2 separate regions of the Homo sapiens genome follow, and region 2 is linked to region 1. Evidence: chromatin contacts called from ENCODE Hi-C or POLR2A ChIA-PET data. All regions are on one chromosome and are shown on one strand. Each heading gives the region's core, a stretch centred on a gene start or an enhancer-like site at or near the end of the contact. The rest is flanking DNA. Distances are from core to core; before and after follow the strand shown.

What was found. Hi-C counts contacts between places; a loop is a spot of excess contacts on that map. ChIA-PET counts read pairs that join two places held with the same protein, here RNA polymerase II (POLR2A). Pooled maps may share reads with other maps.
Region 2: a pooled map shows a loop between it and region 1 (2.1-fold over the local background). The contact joins the promoter of ZNF239 here to the enhancer-like site in region 1. A Hi-C loop is called at or near these places in 1 of 168 maps with a recorded cell type or tissue (naive thymus-derived CD4-positive, alpha-beta T cell) and 5 of 50 pooled maps. POLR2A ChIA-PET finds 5 or more read pairs at or near these places in 2 of 52 experiments (CD8-positive, alpha-beta T cell and OCI-LY7).

Annotation. Positions count from the first base shown.
Region 1 is chr10:43,285,467-43,289,017 of GRCh38, forward strand. No RefSeq gene overlaps it. Among named protein-coding and RNA genes, the nearest start is that of RASGEF1A, 20 kb to the left of the region's middle. RefSeq lists an enhancer at 368-876. Within about 2 kb of position 2,010, at least 14 of the 41 ENCODE cell types and tissues checked have a DNase peak (open chromatin) inside an H3K27ac peak, as active enhancers do; they include CD8-positive, alpha-beta T cell, where a contact is called at or near this core.
Region 2 is chr10:43,572,686-43,576,236 of GRCh38, forward strand. ZNF239 (zinc finger protein 239) reads right to left here and starts at 1,931. Exons shown (of 4, transcript NM_001099282.2): 1 at 1,855-1,931; 2 at 952-992. RefSeq lists a silencer at 1,654-1,713.

The DNA of each region.
Region 1 (3,551 bases), core at 760-3,259:
CATTTCTAATTGGGATGGAAAGCTCCTGCATGGGTGCCACTGTGAATGGCATTGTTTTTCAACTAAACGGATCATAACTGATCAGGAAGGGTTCTCCACACTTCCAGTGCTTCCCGGAAGCAGCCAGTGGATGCCAGGTTGCGGGGGAGGCTTAAAGCAAAGGCCCCTAGAGAAGCCGCAAGAGGGTTTCCAGGGCCAGGTCAGACCGTGTTACCATACCCCATGCACATGCGGTGTGCAGCACAGGGCAGGCTCTCAGCACACACTTGCTGAACAAATGAGGGGGGTGAATTAATGAATGGAGGGAGGAAGCAGGAGCGGACATGGGAAATGCAGAGAAGACTCACATTAGTTTAGCCAGGCAAGATGACCCTCAGGTCCCAGAACACGCTCCTCACTGGGGAGGACAGGCAGCCATTTCGCAGAAGAGACAGCCTGAGGGGTTGGGAGGCTGGCTGCAGCCCATGGCAGGGACAGGCCAGAGCCCAGCCTTCTGCCTGGGCTTGGATGGGTCATTGTCAGGCCCCCAGCCATTCTGCCAAGAGAACTGGGGTTGGGGGAGGCTTCCTATGGTGACCCCAGGAAAGGAGCCACAGCTGGCCCTGGGGGTGGCCCCTAAACCCCTGCCTGGGCTAAGGGATGGGAGAGTAAGCTTCTGCCTCATCCCAGGGCAGAGGGTGGCTTTGCTCAGGGAGCATCCTGCAGCTGGGCTACTGCTCCTAATTTTCACGCCTTGTGTGACCCCACCCTCGCCAGCCCTCCTTGAGGGCAGTGGGGCAGCTGAGCCTCTCCCCCATGCTCTGGGGCTGGTTTGGTGGAGGGGACCACACCAAGGGGCTGTGGATGCTGAAGCGAACTCCCAACTCTACTTGCAGCATAGCTGACACCGCGTGATGAAGCCAAGAGCGCAAACTGAGGCCTGGTCAAGCTGGGGAGAGGGCACAGGAGACAGAAAAGGATTCTTTCAGAGGGAGTGGGAGCGGGACAGGGAAAGAGGAAACAGAAGCGGATGTGGAGAAAGAATAATCCCGCCCCACCGAGGACTGTGGGGTGCTATGGGCTGCTCCACAGGGTGCATGTCTGTGCACGTGTCTGCGAGGGCACCTGTCGGTGTCTGGCGTGTGTACCCAGAGTGCAAAGGTGGCATACTCAGGCGCACTCGGGCACCCCCTGCAAGACAGCAGAGCTTGTTGGAATCTCTGGAACCCAGAGCGGGGAGGTGCTTGGCCTTCTTTGCTCCGGTGAGTCCCCACAGACCCTACAGGCCTGTGGCACAGGCACTGACCAACCAGGCCACAGGGAGTTGATGAGACCCTGTGACACCTGAATGCACCTCAGTGCACAGGTGCCTCCCAAGCATGCCCTGTGTTCATTCCCATGTTGGCCTTTCAGAGAGGAATGTTCTACCCATTTTACAGAGGACAGGGGGAGACCAGTGAGATCAGTTTTCTAGTCCCGTATTGCCACAAATGGGAGGCTGAGCCAGGAGGATCCCTTGAGCCCAGAGGTTCGAAACCAGCCTGGGCAACATAGGGAGACTCTGTCTCTACAAAAAATTAAAAAGTAGCCTGGTGTGATGGTGCATACCTGTAGTCCCAGCTACACAGGAAACTGAGACAGGAGGATCACTTGAGCTCGGGGAGTCGAGGCTGTAGTGAGCTGTGTTCACACCACTGCACTTCAGCCTGGGTGACAGAGCGAGACCCTGTCTCCAAACAAAAACAGTAACAACGAAAAGAGACTCCTGGGCTGTGCTGCAGGCTCTGGGAGGAAGCAGCAGAGGGGCCTGGGCTCCGAGGGCTTTGAGACCCTGGAGAGGACCTGGGAGTCAACACCTGTCCTCCTCCTTCACTTGCTCCAGGACAGGGTGGAAGTGTAGGCATTTGGGCTTCAGAGGCCAGGCGGAGTCTGGAGCAACCCCAGGCAGCAGAGTGGCCCCACTCCAGGAAACTCCTCCAGGTGAGCCCACAACTGACCACAAGGCTTGCCCTGCCCCCATGTGCCTTGGGCAGAAGAAACAGAACAGTCACACCGGTAAACAGGAAGTGGAAGGGCGAGGAGGAGCCCAGTCGTGAGTCACTGTAATTTAAACACCCAAGGCAGACAAGTAGCACAAAAGAGGAAACCAACACATCTCATGGAAAACACATTCAGGGACCCAGAGCTAATACAACAAACAGAATAAGACTTTAGAATAAGTATAATTAATATCCACAGAGAGATGTGCGTAAATAGGAAGCCAGAACATATTCCACTGCAAATCTTGACAGCATCCAGATTGGAAAGGAAGAGGTAAAACTCTCTGTTTGCAGATGATGAAATCTTGAATATAAAAAGTACTAAGGAACACACACACACACACACACTCACAGCTAATAGCAAGTTCAGCAAGGCTGTAAGGTGCAAGGTGAATATGCAAAAATCGGTCATATTCTATACACTAGCAATGAACAAACTGAAAATCAAATTAAGAAAACAATATAATTTGGAGGGACACCATAACAAAATGCCACCAATTGGGTAGCTTATGGGTAGCTTACAAATATATTGTCTCATAGCTCTGGAGGCCAGAGGTCCAAAACCAAGGTGATGCAGGGTTGGTTCCCTCACAGAAGGCCGTAGGGGAAAGCTCTGTCCCAAGCCTCTATCCTTATTTCTGATAGCTCCTTGGCTTGCGGCAGCAAAACCCCAGGCTCCACATGCAGTTCTCCCTGTGTGCCTGAGCCTGTGTCTGTGTCCAAATTTCCCTTTTAATAAGGACACCAGTTACATTGGATTAGGGCCCACCTTGTTCCAGGGTGACCTCATTCTAAGTCAATTATTTGCATCTGTAGTTACCCTATTTCCGAATAGGGTCACATTCTAAAGTACTAGGAAGTGAGACTTCAGCATATGAATTTTGGGGAGATATAGTTCAACCCATAACAAATTCTGTTCACAAGGGCATCAGAAAGAATAAAATATTGACCGGGCACTGTGACTCCCAGCACTTTGGGAGGCCAAGGCAGGAGGATGGCTTGAGGCCAGGAGTTTGAGACCAGCCTGGGCAATATAGCAAGACTCTATCTCTACAAAAAATATATACATAATTAGCTTCTCAGGAGGCTGAAGCAGGAGGCTCACTTAAGCCCAGGAGGTTAAGGCTGCAGTGATCCGTGTTGGCACCACTGCACTCCAGCCTGGGCAACACAGAAAGACCCTGTCTCAAAAAAATTAAAAGACTGAAAATTTATGAATAAATTTAACAAAAGAAGTGCAAAACTTGTACACTGAAAACTATAAACACAGTTGGGAGAAATTAAAGAACACTTAAATAAATGGAAAGACATCCACATTCATGGATTGGGAGACTTAATATGGTTAAGACGGCAATACTTCTTAAAGATCTCTGGGTTCACAGAATCCATATCAGAATCCCAGGTGAATTCTCTGCAGAAAGTTACAAGCTGTTCTGAAAATTCATATGAAAATTCAAGGAACCCAGGATAGTTAAAAAAATCTTCAAAAAGAAGAACAAAGTTGGATGACTCACAATTCCTGATTTGAAAACT
Region 2 (3,551 bases), core at 681-3,180, 290 kb after region 1:
GGGGGCCGACCATCTCAAACACCATGGGATTCTAAGTGGGGGCTGACCATCTCAAATACCCTGGGAGTCTAAGGGTTAATTTTGAGGTAACCTCCTACAGATGGTTTTATGGGGACAACTGAAAACTCTCTTTAAAAAAGTACGACTTGGTAATTTAAAATTTACTGGAACAGTTAAATATGTAGACATGCTAGTGAAAGAGAACAAATCAACCTGAGTATAAAGGATGAATAACTCATTTTACCTACCCTAGAGACACTTATAGTGTATAGAGAGATATTTCACAATAAACCTTTGGATGTACAAAGATCAACAGAATAAAAAAGGAGTGAAACTCTCCTTTCACTAGGTCTGGAAGAGAGAAGGAAGCTTAGTTCTTAAAAAACACCACAGAGAGTTCTGATGCATAGCCTAGTTGAAAAGCATTTCTAGAGTGATTTTGTAACCACTGTGCTGCCATTTAACGAATTTCCTCGTTTTTGACTCATAGTTAATAAATTATCACTATTAATATGCATTTTTTTGTGTACAGGTAATATAATATGTTCATCAAGATGGTAAGCTCCTTGAAGAAAAGCACCGTGGTTTATCATTCTATCTGTTTTGCTGAGACCACTTAGCACTGGGATGAGTATGGAATAGCTTGGAATGACTTTCAATGTGAGTGAAATGTCTGGCAGGAAAAGGCAGGCTTTGAGAGGCTCCCCAGGAGGGCACAGCCCACTGCTCTGAGGAGTGGAATAAATTCTTGGAGGCAGGATGGGCCAGTGAAAACTCTCTGTGCAGACCCTGGTGACATCATCTGCTAGCTACATGTCCTTAGTATCTTAATGTCCCTACATCCATAGCTATAAAATACCGTACTGGGGGCCTGACAATAAAGAAAACAACACATGGCACAGGGACATTTCAGGGAGATGGCATTTTAGGAGAAATGGAACGCCAACTCACCCGGACCCTGGTCATTTCTTACTCCCAGAGGGGATGGATTCCTGGAAAGGCAGAGTTAGGGAAAGAGAAAAAGCCATGAAAATCAAGTCCAGCAAGACTGCGGGGAAAAAGTTACTCCGCTCCTGCCTCTGACGCTTCTTCAGTCACTTCCACCCACACTCCCTCCATCAGGTGAGAGGTGAAGCATTTTCTGTCACCACCTTCATCTCTCTCCACAGGGCTTTCGATTAAACAAGCCAAGTTTTCCCCCCAAAACCAAGAGGCTAGGTAAATTCCGCAGCCGCCGGCAGCTCGAAGCCGTGCCCATTTCCTCTGACTTTCCCGATCTCTGTCCTAAAGTTCTAGTTAAGAGGAGAAGCTTCTCGGGATGGATTTCGGTTGCCCAAGACGCCTTCCCCGACCTCATTCTCAGGAGCCTGGCTCGTTCCTGCGGTGCGGGGGCTCAGATGCAAGCTCTTTTCAGCGAAGGCAGTGCTGCGGACAGAAACCTCAGTCTCTTACAGGAGCCCCCGTCCGTCGCCTAACGTCCACCGAAAACCCCCCTGCAATAACGCCCGTCACAGGCGAGGAAAAGGCCGGCGTGGCCAACCACGAAGCCCCCAGCCGGCCCAGGCCAGAGCTCGGCCAGGAGGGAGGAGGGGCCATCGGAGGCGCGGCCGCTCAGCTGCAGGGCCCCACAGGCTTCGGTGTGGCCGCAGCCCGGCCCCGGGGGCGCAGCAGCTCGGAAATGCGGCGCCGGGACACACGTGCCGCCGCGGGCCGCGCCTCCGCTGGTCGCGTGCCCTACCATCGCCGCCCTCCCGGCTTCCGCAGCTCGGCGGCCCAGCGCCTTACCCGCGGCACACCCATTTCCTGACCCCTGAACGCCTCTGCCAGCGGCTGGGGAAGCCCGGCCAGTCTCACCTCCCACGTGGAACCCCACGCCTGCAGGGGCCAGATTCCGGATGCTGACCGCTCGCGCGCCTAGGGCCCCGAAATACAAGTCCCAGCAAGCCGCGGGCGAACCACGCCCACTTCCGGCGCGGGCCCCTGAACTCTGCGCTGTGCGGAGCGGGATTCTTGGGCGGAGGGGACCATCTTTGAGTCAGCGACGCGTGTATTCAAGTCCTCCTCCTCGTTTTTTATTACAAACAAATAAGAATTATTTTAGGAATACCTGTTAAGGTGATTTTCATTTGTTAAAATACTATTGGGGGAAAAGGATGTAAATACCCATAATTTCATCTTTACCTTTCAAAACATTCTGAAGTGAATATTTGCCATTCGGCATCTTCCATCTCACCTCTGAAGTTCATCCATTTAACAGATATTAATTGAGAGCCAACTGTGTACCAGGAGCTGTTCAAGATGCTTGCACAAAAGTCACTGCCCTATTCTAGTTGGGGAAACAAGCAATCCATAAATATAGTAAATATATGGCGTCGTGTGTGTCATGAGGTGGTACTGAAAGCATAGAGCTGGGCGGGGTGTGGCGAGGTGCGTTTGTGGGTGTGTAGGACTGGAGGTGTACTTTGCAATTTTAAATAGGGGATCTTGGAACAAACACAGGAGGTGAGGGAATTAGACAAGTGGCTCCCAGCAGTCAGAACTCTCCTAAACGCACACAAGGGTTGTTGATACCAGGATTTTACGTTTATTTCACTTCTCACCGAGTGACACAGAGCTACCCATTTGGTCTTTTCCCAATTCCTTTCTTTCAGATTTATTTTGGAGAGGAAAGAGATGTTGCCTGGACCTCTCTTCTACATCCTCCCCCTTCCTTGGTGTATTAGTTTCCAATTGCTGTCACAACAAATTAACACAAACTTAGTAGTATAACAAACATGTATTCTCTTAAACTTCTGGAGGTGCCAAGTCTGAAATCAAGTTTTACTGGGCTTTATAAAGTCAGTGTTGGTGGGGCTAGTTCCTCCTGGAGGTTCTAGATGAGAATATTTCTTTGCCTTTTCCAGTTCCCAGTGACTATTTGCATTCCTTGGCTTATGGCTCGCTCCTTTATCTTCAAAGTGCATGACTGCAACCTCTGCCTTCATCATCACATCACATGCTCAGGCACTGGCTCCTCGTGGGTCCTTCTAATAACGACTGTTGTGATTACATCAGGCCCAGCTGGCTAATCTGGGATAATCTCTTGACGTCAAGATCCTTAATTTAATCACATTTCAAAAAAAATCCCTCTTGCCATAGAAATTAACATCCACAGCTTCTGGGGGTTAGGACATGGACATATTTGGGGGACTATTATTTTCAGCCTGCGATGCTTGGAGAGGCCCACGTCCCCTTCGGTCTCCTCCTCAGAGATGCTGTCTTACCTTTTGCCTGGGGAACACAAAATGTCTCCCTTGGACCTTACTCCTCTCCTCATTCTTCATTGGAAAACCACAGAGCTTTTCCCTATTTAGATTTACCACCCTTGCCCTGACCTTCACTTCCTCATGTGCTCACTTCTCTCCTCACTCAATTTAAGAGGCCATGGAGCATGGTTATGGCCAGTCCTGTGTATGTGCCGTTACCCTTAACTCTCTTGTCCCAGTCTTTCTTGGTTTTATTCTCTTGATGGAAACCCAAATCTGCTTGAATCCAGTTCCTGGCCTGCGCCT